Linked DNA regions of Homo sapiens: region 1 is linked to region 2. The links are chromatin contacts, found by Hi-C or POLR2A ChIA-PET in ENCODE. All regions are on one chromosome and are shown on one strand. The core of a region is the stretch at or near the end of the contact, and the rest is flanking DNA. Distances in the headings are between cores, read along the strand shown. Region 1 overlaps LOC105374945 (a long non-coding RNA gene). Region 2 overlaps LOC101928354 (a long non-coding RNA gene).

The links. Hi-C counts contacts between places; a loop is a spot of excess contacts on that map. ChIA-PET counts read pairs that join two places held with the same protein, here RNA polymerase II (POLR2A). Pooled maps may share reads with other maps.
Region 1: a pooled map shows a loop between it and region 2 (4-fold over the local background). The contact joins two enhancer-like sites. A Hi-C loop is called at or near these places in 1 of 168 maps with a recorded cell type or tissue (esophagus muscularis mucosa) and 3 of 50 pooled maps. POLR2A ChIA-PET finds 5 or more read pairs at or near these places in 3 of 52 experiments (AG04450, GM12878 and activated CD4-positive, alpha-beta T cell).

What each region holds. Positions count from the first base shown.
Region 1 is chr6:14,855,534-14,862,987 of GRCh38, reverse strand. It overlaps LOC105374945 (a long non-coding RNA gene), which reads left to right. Exons shown (of 5, transcript XR_007059473.1): 4 at 1,271-1,366; 5 at 1,671-2,572. Among named protein-coding and RNA genes, the nearest start is that of JARID2-DT, 390 kb to the left of the region's middle. RefSeq lists an enhancer at 5,206-5,335. Within about 2 kb of position 5,312, at least 5 of the 41 ENCODE cell types and tissues checked have a DNase peak (open chromatin) inside an H3K27ac peak, as active enhancers do.
Region 2 is chr6:14,707,757-14,715,234 of GRCh38, reverse strand. The region is part of intron 1 of LOC101928354 (a long non-coding RNA gene); the gene reads left to right. Among named protein-coding and RNA genes, the nearest start is that of LINC01108, 430 kb to the right of the region's middle. Within about 2 kb of position 4,019, at least 6 of the 41 ENCODE cell types and tissues checked have a DNase peak (open chromatin) inside an H3K27ac peak, as active enhancers do.

The DNA.
Region 1 (7,454 bases), core at 4,063-6,562, 150 kb before region 2:
CCCTCCCTGCAAAGCCTTCTCTGCCCTTTCTCCAAGGTTCGGTTAGAGCTTAAGGACAGCTTATTTAATGTGGTTATCTCTCCTCTACAATATCAATTCTATGCAAGGAGAGATCTGAGTTTTATTCATCCAGATCCTAGCACAGAGCCTGGCATGAAGTAAATCCTTAATCTCTGTTTATTGAATGAATGAATAAATACATTCTTTTTTTTTTTTTTTAAATAAAAGTATTGGCCGGGCTTGGTGGCTCATGCCTGTAATTCCAGCACTTTGGGAGGCCAAGGCTGGTTGCTTGAGCTCAGGAATTTGAGACCTGCCTGGGCAACATAGCAAGACCCCATCTCTAAAAAAAAGAAACCATAACAACTAGCCAGACATGGTGGCGCACACCTGTAGTTTCAGCTACTCGGAAGGCTGAGGTGGGAGGATCACTTGAGCCCAGGAGGTCAAGGCTGCAGTGAGCCATGATTGTACCACTGTGCTGGAGCCTGGGCTACAAAGTGAGACCCCATCTAGAAAAATAAATGAGTAAATAAATAAATATATTCCTATTGTTTAATTCAATAATTCCACTTCTGAGAATGCTTCCTAGAAAATCATCCAACATATTAGAACAAAATAAAGATGTTCCTTGTAGAATTATTTAAATGATAACTCTTAAAATATATTTGCCCAACAGTTGTGGAATGGTTAAATCAATTATGATACTTCTATTTCCTAGAGTTTTGTACAGATACGGTGGAAGCTTATGAATAAATAAATGCTTTATTCTTCTTAGATTAACATTTTTTTTCCTTCCAGAAAGGTCCCATTTTCTTTATAACTTTATCCTTCAAAGGTAGACCTCAGTGGAGCATTCTTTTTTTTTGTTTTGAAATAGAGTTTTGCTCTTGTTGCCCAGGCTGGAGTGCAATGGCACAATCTCGGCTCACTGCAACCTCCGCCTCTTGGGTTCAAGTGATTCTCCTGACTCAGTCTCCCAAGTAGCTGGGATTACAGGTGCCCACCACCACACCTGGCTAATTTTTTGTGTTTTAGTAGAGATGGGGTTTCACCACATTGGCCAGGCTGGTCTCAAACTCCTGACCTCAAGTGATCTGCACACTTCAGCCTCCCAAAGTGCTGTGATTACAGCCACCGCGCCCAGCCCAGTAGAACCTTCTTATCTCCCTCTCCTTACATTTGCTTAGAGGGATGAGAGCCTCCTTGCTTGGGGAGGGGAAAGCTATTGGGGAGGGACATTACTGGCCTTTTGTCTCCACCTCCCCAGTGGCTGCTCTGGTTGGGTGGACTGAGGGTTCCCTCCTGCAAGTTCCTGCTGAGTGTGGCTGTCCTCAGGAAACCAAGTCCCCTCTGCGGCCCTACGGTAAGTGGCCCTGGCTTCAGAGGAGCTTGCATTTGACTAGGCCTGCTGTGACTGGTATGTGGGTTTAATCATGGTTTCCTTTTGTGGTGGGGGCAGATATTAGAAAACCCATCTGTTTCCAGCTCTAAGCTTCAGACTCCAATCGGCTTTATCAGAAATAAAGCAGATATTTTGATCTCCATCTGTCTGATTCTGAGTCTTTTAATTGGTCCCACTTGAAGCTGGGTGGGGGCTGGGAAGAGAATGGGGACAGGAGTGTTATTTGTTCTTCTAAAACCCCAATAACTATTCTCTTATTCCACAGTGAAGAGATCAGGAGTTACTCAAATCCCAGCCATCGGAAGGAATCTTAAGCCACATATGATTTCAGAGAAAGTTTCTGCTTTATAGGGCAAAGGGGTGCCTAGGACTGAGCCTTGTATGTGCTAAATGCCTTGTACTATTGAAATGAACGAATAAAGAGGTTTGTGGACAGCAAGCTATAGTTCAAACTCACATATCCTGAGAAAGACAAGTAATGGATTTTCCATTTTCATCTATCAGATGGGCAAAGACCAAAAAGTTTAGTAATCCACTGTGTTGGAGAGGGTGTGAGAAAATACACTACCTCATACATTGCTGGTAGGAGTGTATTTTGTTTAAAATAATCCATGTAGGGCAATTTGGGAGCATCTATTTAAAAATACATATGCACATGGCCTTTGACCCAGCACTTCCGTTTCTAGGAATTTATATTATGGATATACTAGCATATGCAAAATGACATTATGTACAAGGGTATTTATCATCATATCATTTATAATAGGGCAAAGTTAGGAATATTCTAATTGTCCAACAATTAGGGAACTTGTTAAATAAATGCTGCTGCATCTTAATGAATTTTTTTAGCTATACAAAAAAAACGAGGACGCTTCTTACATGCCAACGTGAAGTGATTTCCAAGATGCTGATAAATGAAAGCAATCAAAGTGGACAATATTGAGTATGTAATGCTAGCATTTAAAAAAGGAGAGAGCAAAAATGCATTTGCTTGTAATGCTTTTATCTGAAAATATATAATTGAAACTGATAACATTGTTTGCCTCTGGGAAAGAGAACCAGATGGTTGGAGGGACAAGGTTAGGTGGGAGACTTTGATAAACAGTATTTGTACCTTTTGAATTTTAAACAGCGTAAATGTTATTAAAGTTATATACTCACAACAAACAAATGTATACACTTTGATTTTTCTTTTCGTTTATGTGTTTGTTTTAGCAATGGTGGTTTTGATATATTACCCAGGCTGGAGTACGGTGGCTATACACAGGCGTGATCATCGTGCATCACAGCCTCAAACTCCTGGGCTCAAGTATCCTCCTGCTTCAGCCTCCTCAGTAGCTGGGATTACAGGTGTGTGCCACTTGCACTTAGCTTGATTTTTATTTTTATTGAAAGGAGACCTTTTTATGACGTGGGAGGAAACGTGGCATTAGTTTCCTTAGATAATAATTTCTAAGGATAATTTAGGAAGCATGGATTATTAAGAAGTAGGCAAAAAGGGTTAACACAGTGGTCAGTGTGCAGGTTCCCAAGTCACACTACTTAGATTCACATTCAGGCTCGGTACTTTCTGTGTGACTGTGGGCAAGTTTTCTCTTCAAATGAGGGATAATAATAGTTCCCAACACCTAGGACTGTGGTGAGGATAAAATGAAAGAATGGGTGTGTAACCTGCATAAAGTCAGGTCCCACGTGGTCCTGTCTTAGCTTAAAGTCACTTCCAGAGAAAAGAACAAATTCACAAGGAAGCTTAGTGGAAAGCAAGTCAAGTGTTTACTGTGGTTTCTTAAGAAAATTTCAACAGCATATGCCTAAGAAATACTAAGCTTTAGAAAATTTCTTGGCTTCAACTTGCCCACCCCTCACTTCTAACAGAGCATACTTGAAAAACCCTCCTCAGTGCACTCTTCATCCCAACAGCAGACTTCTCATGCTCACCTGCCATGCTTGCTTTGAGCTATTTTTGTTTGTTTGTTTCTGCCAGAGGTTCTTCCCATTGCAAATATAAATCTTGCCTCTCAGGCTTACAGTATTTTTTCCCCAGTCTGTGAATTAAGGCCTGTGAGCTGAGGATATGGGAAAATGCCAAGGGAATCAAGTCAGAATTTTACTAGTGGAAGTGGAGGTGAGCAGACATAAGAGAGGATGGAAAAAAGGGCTTTAAAAATATTTTTATAATAATAATTTTTTGCCGCTGTTACATATGGAAGGAACTTATAACATTGCTTAGCATTGTAAGCACTCCATAAGTCTTAGCTATTAATATTATTCATAGTAACCACTTTCCTACAACCTGATAGTAATAATAACACCTAACATTTACTAAGAGTCTATTTACTGTGTGTCAAACACAGGTCTAGCACTTTATGTGAATTAATTCTTGTTAGTTTCCCAACACCACCATGCGGTAGGCCCTTTTATAACTCCCATTTTATAGATGGGGAAACAGACACAGGGAGATTAAGTGACTTGGTTGGAGTTACAAAGGAAGAGGGAGAGTCGAGACAGGCAGCCAAGCAGCCTGACTCTAGTTTCCATCTGAGCCATCATTTATATTGCCTTGAATTCACGTTTTCCGTTCTGTTGTAATGAGTCAGGGAACCAGCCAATTCAATCTTCTTATACTGAAAGTTTTCTGAGGGTTTTCTTCTGCTAGTTTTCACAACCCTTAGTGATGAGATCCCAAATGAGATATATAAGTAAACAGTAAGGATGGTGGGTGCCTTCATGTTCCTGGGAGGATAACTGCTGTCATTGTCATTGCCTTAGCTCTTTGGATACGAAAGCTTTCTGGTTAGGAACCAGAGAGAGGCTCCTACCAATGAATTATTAATGAATGCATTTGATATTTTTCTCCATTGCCTCCCCAATTGCCTATCTAAGGAAAACAGTGCTAACCAGATAAATTAAATGCCCTTTTACAAATTGACCTACTCTGGGGGATGTAATGGAATATATATATATATATATATATTTATTTATTTTTTGGTTTTTTTTTTTGAGACGGAGTCTCACACTGTCTCCTGGGCTGGAGTGCAGTGGCGCTATCTGCAACCTCCGCCTCACGGCTTCAAGCGATTCTTCTGCCTCAGCCTCCCAAGTAGCTGGAATTACAGGCGCCCACCACCATGCCCAGCTAATTTTTTGTATTTTTAGTAGAGACGGGGTTTCACTATGTTGGCCAGACTGGTCTGAAACTCCTGACCTCGTGATCTGCCTGCCTCGGCCTCCCAAAGTGCTGGGATTACAGGTGTGAGCCCCCGCGCCCTGCCATGTACTGGAATATTTGTTTCACAGTTGCTAGTGCTACAGTGTGTTTGTGTACTTTTGTATCAGGTTGTCCTGGAGCTGAATCCATCAATTCAGGGGGAGAGAAGGAGGAGGCTGCTCAGAAGAAAGAGTCCTGGCTTAGCTTTGGGTTTCATGTTAGAATTGTTTTGTGCAAAGTGAGAGAATCTTCCAGTCCATGCTTTGCTAAGAAAGAAAAGTATTTCCCAAATTCCAATAAGTTTCCATCTGCCTGTGAAAAGTAGACCCTGGAGGTCTGAGCACTGGGTGTTATTATCTTACACCATGATGTGCAGAACAGAGAATCTGACATAAGGAAATTATCTGTACTGCTGGACATGGAAAACCCTTCTAGTTGAGAGAGGAAGGACTGAGGAGAGAAGGAGAAAGGGAATAGGTGTGTTCTTAGTTTCTTCCTCAGAGTTCCAGTCTCTTGCTGAAGGCGGGGGTGGAAGTGGGGGCGCCGGTGGGGGGACGTGTGAGATGCGGGTAACACATCTCAGATAAGTTGCAGGAAGTTGACACTGAGGGGCGGTGCTCCCACTCCACATTCAGAGAATGAAAGGAGACCCCCCCACACACACCCCCGTGATGGTGCCCGAGGCTGAGGCGGGGCTTCCCCACAGAGAAGAAAAGAGGATGTGACGTGTCAGTGAAGAGAGCCTTACGCGGTGGTTCCACGCTTATGCCACACTGTGTTTTGGTGGGAGATGTGGACGGTAGCTGAGGTGTGGGCTGGGTGAGCCCACTGAGGGACTTCACCGGGGGAAGGGCAGAGTCTTCTGCATACGCAGCTAGAAGGTGGCTGCTGGAGTTGGCATCAATAGGGAGATGAAGCCTGACCCTGGGGCACTTGTGGGACCAGGGAGAGCTCAGGTGGACCAGGCGGTCAGCGGGCGGGAAGGCTAAGGTCCCCGGAGCAATGAGTGGGTGATGCCCCACTCAAAGAAGAGACGCAGAGTCACACCGGCCTTGGTGCTTCAGCAACAACAGCAGTGAGGACAGAGGCCGATGCCCAGGTGCAGGCAGGGGACACAGCAAGGAGCAAGAGCGAGGCCTGAGGCCTTCCTGTCACTGCTGGGAGGATGCCAGTGCTTATCTCTACCCCTACAGAAAGTGGGTAGGCTGAGTCCTGGAGAGAGAGGAGATGCCCTGCAAAACTGGGCACTTACTGGGAGACATTGGGTTACCCCAGAGAGACTGTTCCGAGCCAGGACATATGGAGTTCTTCCCTCCCTGGCTCCCGACACAGTAGTTGGAATTGGAAATTCTGAGCAAGTCAGAGAAGAACGTAAAATGTGTGTGTGCGTGTGTGTGCACACATGTATGTAATGTTGATCTGGTGATGCTTCAGGAAAAGCAGGTTCTTAGCTGAATTTTGTCCCTCCCCCCCCGTCAAATTCATATGTTAAAGCCCTAACTAATCTCCAGTTCCTCAGAATGCGACTGTATTTTGTCTTTTTTTTTTTTTTTTTTTTTTTTTGAGGTGGAGTCTCAGTCAGTTGCCCAAGCTGGAGTGCATTGGCGCGATCTCAGCTCACTGCAGCCTCCGCCTCCTGGGTTCAAGCTATTTCCATGTTTCAGGCTCCTGAGTAGCTGGGATCACAGGTGCCTGCCACCGTGCCTGGCTAATTTTTGTATTTTTAGTTGAGATGGGGTTTCGCCATGTTGGTCAGGTTGGTCTCAAACTCCTGATCTCAGGTGATCCAGCCGCCTTGGCAGGGATTACAGGCATGAGCCGTATTTCATCTTTAAAGAGGTAGTTAAGTTACAATGAGGTCCTATGGGCGATCCTTAATCCACCATGACTGTGTTCATGTAAAAAGAGGAGATGAGGACGCAGACACTCACAGAGGGAAGACCATGTGAGGACACAGTGGAAGACGCCATCTGCAAGCCAAGGAGGGAGGCCCCAGGAGACACCAACTCTGCTGACACCTCGACCTTAGACTTCCAGCTTCCAGAACTGTGAGAGAATACATTTCTGTGTCCGGCCACCAGTCTGCGGTATTTTGTTATGGCAGCCCTCAGAAACAAACACAGCAAGCAGACCATACCTGAATTATTAAACATTAGGATGAAGCCAGCAGTTACAGAGGTCCAGCAGTAAGTTACTGATGTGATGTAGATTATGAGTGTAGTGTAGATGTTGGTGTAATGTAGATAAGCAGCCAAAAAAGTGCTGGGTGAGGTGGCTCACGCCTGTAATCCCAGCACTATGGGAGGCCAAGGTGGGTGGATCACCCAAAGTTGGGAGTTCAAGACAAGCCTGACCAACATGGAGAAACCCCGTCTCTACTAAAAATACAAAATTAGCGGGGCGTGGTGGCGCATGCCTGTTATCCCAGCTACTCGGGAGGCTGAGGCAGGAGAATCGCTTGAACCCAGGAGGCGAAGGTTGTGGTGAGCCGAGATTGTGCCATTGCACACCAGCCTGGGCAAGAAGAGCAAAATTCCATCTCAAAAAAAAAAAAAAAAGCCAAAAAAGCAACATGTGTGGTGGAGAGGCCTGAGTGTTGAATAGTAACCCATGTGAGGCTATAAAACAGTTGAAAATGTGCTCCTTCATTAACTTTAATTTAGAGAACTCGGAATTTCTTCCCCATTATCTTCCCAAACCCATATAGTGCCAGGAGGGCAACTGCAATATAAATCAGTCCTCCCTTTCACCGCTTTCTCTCCTACCTTTGAAGAGTAATAATTCATGCTGAGCCAAAACAGAGTGATGTTGATTTTATAAGTGGTGCTATCTGTGTCCCTA
Region 2 (7,478 bases), core at 2,770-5,269:
AAATGAATAAAAAAAGAGGGGGAGGGGATGGCAAGTGAGTGCTGGGGAAACATATGTGGATAAATGTTCAGATGTTGCAAACGAGGATGATTAAAACTTGAACCATTCATCTTCACCCAGTGGTGTTCGGATGTCCAAATTTGCCATGTCTGTGTTATAGGTAGGGAAACAGAGGCACAGGGAAGGGAAAGAGGCTGGCAAGCTCTCAAGTTCATCTTGGTATCATTTTTTAGGAGGGGTACAATGACCAGGTCACCTCTGGTGGCTTATTTTGAACCAACCATTTGCAGAAAAGTGAAGCCCGATCCTTCTCATGCGTTGTCTTCTACAATTGCAGTAGCCATCTGACAGATAATAGAATAATAGGAAGATGTTGCCTTGGACAATGGGCCAGCCAAAGAGCTGAATGAGAGACACTAAAATAAATAAATAAATATTCTAAAAAAGGCATTTTGACAGAAAAATTCTCCAAAGAGGGGAGGCATTCTCTTGTCTTTTCCTATCCACCTTTGCAGCAGGGTATCTTTTCCCCCTCACTTGGAGTCTTTCATCAGCTTTGGGCCCTTTCCTAGCTCCTCTGCTCTTTTAGAGACTTTTTTTTCAGGGGCCATGTAGTGGTTTAGATTTTAATGGAAGTATGTTAGGTGGGGCCTGGCTTCCATTATGCTGAGCTCAGGCCTAGTGATGTGATCTGTCCTCTTCACTGTTGTCAGGGAAGAAAAGAAGGAAGGGAGGAAGAAAAGGAAGAGAGGAAGGAAGGAAGGAAGGAGGGGAGGAAGGAAGGAAGGAAGGAAAGAAGGAAGGAAGGGAGGGAGGAAGGGAGGGAGTTAAATTAAGTTTAGCCCTAAAGCTATCTCCCTACATATTTTAAGTTCAGCCTAAAGGTTTCTCTGTACACAGTAAATGGTCACCCACCTGGACATGTAAACAGACTGTAATCTATTATTGTGCCAATCACCAAATTTTGGCCAATCACAGGGGGCCAACTGTTCAAGCCCTGTTCAAGTAAGGCAAACACCAGATTGTGACCAATCCAGCTGTTTCTGTACCTCACTTCTGTTTCCTGTCCATCACTCTCCTTTTACTGTCCATGAGTCTTCCACCATGTGGCTATGCTGGAGCCCCTCTCAACCTATTCTGGTTCAAGGGCTGCCTGATCCACGAATCATTATTTGCTCAATTAAACTCGGTTAAATTTTATTTGTCTAAGGTGTATCTTTTAACAGAGGGAGAGAAGAAGGAACTTATAGCAACTATCACGATGACAGTCGTATCATGCGTTCTTAGAAAAACAACCCTGAGGGTCGGCAATGGCTTTAGTATACTGAAGGGAATTTATAGTCGAAAACAATTAGTTTTAAAATGCAGCTGCACAGTCAAAACACTTGAAGAACTTAAAAACAATACTGGTGCCTGAGCCGCATTCCCAGAGAGCCTGGGGTGGAGACTGGACATCAGCACTTTTAAAGTCTCCCCTGGAGGCTGCAAAGCGCAGCCAGGGTTGAGAATCACTGTTCTAGATGGATCCCTCCTCGCATCCAGGAACAGCTGTTTGGAATAGAATCTTTGGATGGTGGAGTTTTTCACATGGTGAAAGGGTTGGGAACTTGTGTGGGAGAAGGCTCTGGAAGCAGAAGAACAATGGGAAGAGCTTTGATATCATCCAAGGTGGTCGTGGAGAGACTTGGCTGAAAGGTCCTTCACACCAACCTGGGGATGGGGAGATTTGATTTCATACTCGGGGTTCAGGAAGCAGAGAATTTTCTGCTCTCTACAGTTGAGAGCAGCCTGGGAGGACATCCAGCCTCTTCTACTCCCCTGCTGTGTTTTCTAGGCTTTGTAATCTGCCGTTTGGTTTCCTGGAGTGACCTACCGCCTAGGAAGGGAGCGCCCTGGACAGGCAGCTGGTCTCAGTTCTCCGGCCAGGAATACAGGAGAACCTTACATAACCCTGCAATTGAGCTCTTGGAAAGGAATGGCTGCCTGATGCAAAAATGCTTAATGAGAGGTGAACAATTAATGGAGGATGGGGCTCTGTTCCCAGGCCAACTAGGAGTGAGTGGTGACGGGTGCACAGGGTCTCGGAGTCACCCTGGGGCTGTGCTCATTCCTGACTCATCAGCAGCTCACTCACGACAGGCACATGCTGATGTCTCCATAGTTTGTCCCCAGGCAAGCATTCTGTTTCTATCTTGGTCTTGCCCTGCACACTCAGTTTTGGTATTTTAAAGGATTTGCTAATAATGTTCCTTTAGAATCGTTTTGTGGATCTGTCTTTCCCTTCCTTCTTTCCTTTGTGAGGGTTGTCTGGCATCTTTTTTTTACTCCCTGGCTGGTTATTCACAAACCAGAGGAACAGTCCTCATGTACATCAAACTTACCTCTCAACTCTCCAGGTGCTAAACCTTCTCATGGAGAAGAACAAACTTGACTGCTAGCCCATTCTGCAGCAGAATTCTGAGAGCTAGGGCAGGCTCTGTTACAGGTCAGGAGAATTGGCCTGATTAGAAACCATTTGAGGTAGGGAATGGGGGCTCACACCTGAATCCCAGCACTTTGGGACACTGAGGCCAGGAGTTGGAGACCAGCCTGGTCAATACATGAGACCCTGTCTCTACAAAAAAAAAAAAAAAAAAAAAAAAAAAAAAAATTTTTAGTACTCCGAATAAATGTATCTGTAAAAGGAAAGCCACAGTAATTCAGAGTCATGGTTTATATACCTATTTCACATAAGATGCCACTGTATCTTCTCCTACAATTAATAAGTTGTCTTTTTAGTACAATTCAGGTCTCTTTGCTTTTGGGTCTTAGAAGCCTAATTTTCTAGGCTCTGGCTATCTTTGACTACTAATAATATCATAAAACTATGATAATGATAATAACTCTTATTTATAAGAGTTGATATCAGGCACTGGTGTAAGGGCTTTCCTTACGTTACTGAATCTAATCCGTACATAAGATCAGTGTAGTCAGCATGATTAGTATCATCTCTAGGTTACACATGAGGGAATCAGGGCTTAGAACATCTGAGAAAATCCAGTGACGATAGAGTTTGAATTCAAATTGACATCATTCTGATTCCAGAGCTGATTCTTAGCCATGTCATATTCTAAGTGACGTTGAGATGACACGCATGATCTCATTCAATCATGTGGCTTTAAAATCCATCTATATGATGGGTGAGCCTCAAATTTATATCTCTAACTTAAACCCTCCCCAGGCTTGGGGATGCAACTGCCTGCTGTCATTGTCAGTCCAATTTCTTTCTTTCTTTTTTTTGAGATGGAGTCCCACTCTGTCACCCAGGCTGGAGTGTAGTGGCACGATCTTGGCTCACTGCAACCTCTGCCTCCTGGGCTCAAGCAATTCTTCCACCTCAGCCTCCTGAGTAGCTGGGACTACAGGTGTCTGCCACACCCAGATAATTTTTGTATTTTTAATAGAGGTGGGGTTTCACCATGTTGGCCAGGCTGGACTCAAACTCCTGACTTCAGGTGACCCACCCGCCTCAGCCTCCCAAAGTGCTGGGATTACAGGCGCCCAGCCCCTCAGTTGAATTTCTAACAGGCACCTCACACCTAAGCTGACCTAACAAGCTTGTTCTTGCCCCCTTGCTCTCCCTGCTCCCTCAGTAAATTTGTCTCCATTCAGTTACTCAGGCCTCGATGAAGGAGTCACCCTTGACTCCTCTCTTTCACAGCTCACATGGACACCATCAGCAAATCCAGTGGGATGCCTGTATTCAGAATCCATCCACTCCTTCCCTCCTCCACTGTTGCTGCTCCTCTACTGTCTGTTTTCAACACAGATGTCAGAGTGAGTCAGCTTTTGTCACTTCCTTGCTCAAAATCTTATCTCATTCAGAGAGTTCCAGTTAGTAAGTTATCATCTTTCAGCTCCAAAGCCTTCCTTCAATACTTGATTCTATGCTGGGCCCCTGAACACTGCATTTCTCCTTTGTTGGGCTCCTTGTTGCACTCAGCCAGTAGGGGTTGCTAGAGAGGCTCCTACTCTTTCCCATGGGTATCCTGTCTGCCTGTGGCTCCTGTGTGCAGCACCCCAGTACTGCTGCTTCATCTTGGCAGCAGCAGTTTCTTCCTGTAGCAGCTGTTCAATCTACGTTGCAATTTTTCCTACACTCAAGAACCAGACTCATTGTGCCTTTTTAGGGCCACAGCACTGACTGCCATTGCCCCATCTTTGAGGTTTGGGTTCTAGCCCCATGGGACTGTTTTCTAAGCTTCTAAATTTTAATTATCCGACAGCCCCCTTTTTCTTCTGCCAGCCCCAGGGGTGGAGCTTCCTGAAGTTGTTATACGAAAGACACCTTAGAGTTGTCTTTTTACTCTTTCAGTTACCTGGTTAAGACTTTATTCCTAGAAAATTATTCTTTATATTAAATTAGCCGTGTTAAAATAACTGGTGTGGCTTCTGTCTCCTGGTTAGGCCCTGACTGATGTGCTGAGTTAAAGGTGAAGTCCTTAAAATGGTTTGCAAGGTTGCAAGCGATCTGGCTTCCGGCCACCTCTCCTGTCTTAGCTCCTTCCACTGTCACCGTCATTCCTCGCTCCTTTTGGCCCCTTGCTGTTCTGTAAACACACCAATCCCTCTCCTGCCTCACAGTCTTGGCCCTTTCTGATCCCTTTGCCTGAAAAACCCTGCCCTGCAATTCTACATGGCCTCTCTTTCCCCTGCTTGGGTCTTCCTGAGATGTTACCTCTTCAGTGAGACCTTCCCTGACCGCACCACATAATCCACATCCCCCACTCCCCCCACCCCTGCCTGGATGATTTCTGTCCTTCTTAATCTGCCTTGCTTTTTCCATAGCACCTATCACCATCTGATAGTCTGTTTATTCATACTTGATTATTTGTTAATTCCTGTGTCCCCCTAACTAGCAAATAAACACCCCAACAAGGCAGAACTTTTCCTACTTTAGTGATTGCTACATCCCAGACTTTATAACAGTGTCTGGCGCATATAAATGCTTGAAAAGTATTTGTTGAGTGAATAGTAAAATTGAAGTTCTGGACTGTCAGGATTAAGACTGTCCTAGGCCCGGTGCTAGAGGGAGAATCCTAAAGAGGACGCTGGCCTTAGAGGAAAATGGTAATCATGCTTCCCACACCACATGTCAGGGAGAGCAGATGGCAGTGTCAGCTCACAGTTCGCATGAGTTTGGGGTGTACTTTTGAAGACTGAGTAATGTCTTTTCTCTCCCTTCTCCAAATTGCTATTGTTAGACCTGAAAAAGCCTGTAATAAAATTTGGAAGCTACTGAGTTTATGACATCTCAACTTTACCCTCCATTTCCACCCCAAATGGCTTTTGAACTGACACTGAATTGCTGCCTTATTAAATACCATCCTGAGAACTTTACAGAACATTTTAAGTGATGCCGAGCTCCCATGAGCTTCAATCATAATGGAAGAGCCTGGGACCGTTGGTTGTCAGCTTTTTCTTGTCATCTACATGGGGACTGTCTGTGAGGGTGTGTCTGCTGGGTGAAGTGCCACACCTCGCTTCCGAGACGGGGCCTAGCTCGCTAATCCAAGAGGGCTAGCAACATTTGCAAACCAGGAAGAGGCAAGAGAGGACTTTCTTAACAGTAGCAGTTACTGGAGACCTAACTTCTGAGGGTTGCAGGTTGAATTGTCCCTAATTCCTGGGGATGACAGGTTCCACTCTGCCCTGCCAGATTATGGGGACGCTCCCTGAATTACAGTGGCAGCTGTTGGGTTCCACTGCTGCGACTCATCTCTTCAGTCTTGTTGGCCTTGGATCTCAGCCACCCGAGTTTCAGAAGGTGGTAAGCTGGCCAGTGTTCTTGGCCCCAGAACACGGTTGTGATTGGTGCCATGTTAAATGCGAGTAGCAATTATGGCTGCCGATTTGAAAGGAGGCTGAACACGCTGGCTTTCATCGGGTCACCTTTGCTTGGCCACATGAGACTTTCCACTTAGGAAAATGAGGGCTGAATTCTTGATCCAGACAGGCTCTTTCAAGGTGTTGCGTTTCTGCTCTCAGATAAGACAACCCTGTGAAGTTGGGTGCTTTCTGCACTGTCACTGAACTTGGTGCCCTGTGAAAGGAGATTCTCTCTCTTTTTTTTTTTTTGAGATGGAGTCTTGCTCTGTTGCCCAGGCTGGAGTGCAGTGACGCGATCTCGGCTCATGCAACCTCTGCCTCCCAGGTTCAAGTGATTCTCCTGCCTCAGCCTCCCGAGTAGCTGGGGCTACAGGCATGTGCCACCATGCCTGGCTAATTTTTTGTATTTTTAGTAGAGACAGGGTTTCACTATGTTGGCCAGGCTGGTCTCGAACTCCTGACCTCATGATCCGCCCGCCTCAGCCACGTAAAGTGCTGGGATTACAGGTGTGAGCCACCATGCCCGGCTGAAAGGAGATTCTTAAATACACAAAATCCTTCACTCCAAGGGTTTAGATTTTTTGCTCAGTTTTAGCTGCAGACTTTGCTCAGTTTAGAGCTACTAGGGCTTTAGTTTACTGTGCCATATTTGAAACTAAAAGTCTGAATTATGCTTTATTTTTTGCATGTGTTATAGATAGCACGTAATGAATAAGCACCCTCAGAATACCTAGCACCATGTTAGGGAAACACAACGCTGAGGCCTTGGTCGTTGTCCTCAGGAAACTCTCACTGTATTTACGGTCCAAAAGGAGGTCCAATAAAACAAGACTATATATAAGCATTAAAATATCTATAGAAAGTCAGAGGAGAAACAGGTAGTTGTGGATCTGTGTTTGTTGGAGAAGGCTTGATTGGAATGTGAGGTGGCCTTGAGGAAAGAGTGCAGATTTCGATTAATTGGGAGAAGGAGAAAGGCCGGTAAGGCCAGGGGGGCTTGAACAAGGTTTGGTGGCAAGAATCTGTGTAGTATCCATGGTGCTCTGCAAGTGGATGAGCCCTCTCCAAGGGAATCATTAGGAGGGAGATGAGCAGATGGGAAGGACAAAGCATTGGAGGACACCCAATTGGGTTGGGTAGACAGGATATGTGCATAGAAAGAGATGAGCCAGACTGTTGTTTGTGCAATTTAAAATATGAAGAGAAGAAAAGGGAAAAAAAAAAGATAAGGGATATTTGGCAATGTACCTTCAAAGCCAAATGAAGGTTGCCAATAAGAAGTGCTTCAGGACCTCAGCAGAGGAAGGAAACACCCAGGGCAGGATTTGTAGAGGATTGTTGAGGGGGAATAGGTCTTAAGACAAGGGAAAGGAAGGGGGAGAGGCAGGAGAAAGGGATGCATGCAGATAAAGGGGGCCTCAGAGCAAAGTTGACTCTAGAAGGGCTCTGGCTATTCGGTGAAGGAGGAGAAGGGTATTATTCAACCAGGAATGGGGCTGAAGACAAGGTGAGAAGGTCTTTAACTGTTGTTCTGGGGAAGGAGTCAGGGAGTGGATGAAGGACAAATACCAGGTTACTAAGTACCTGTCAGGGCCAAGCTGTATTTGGAT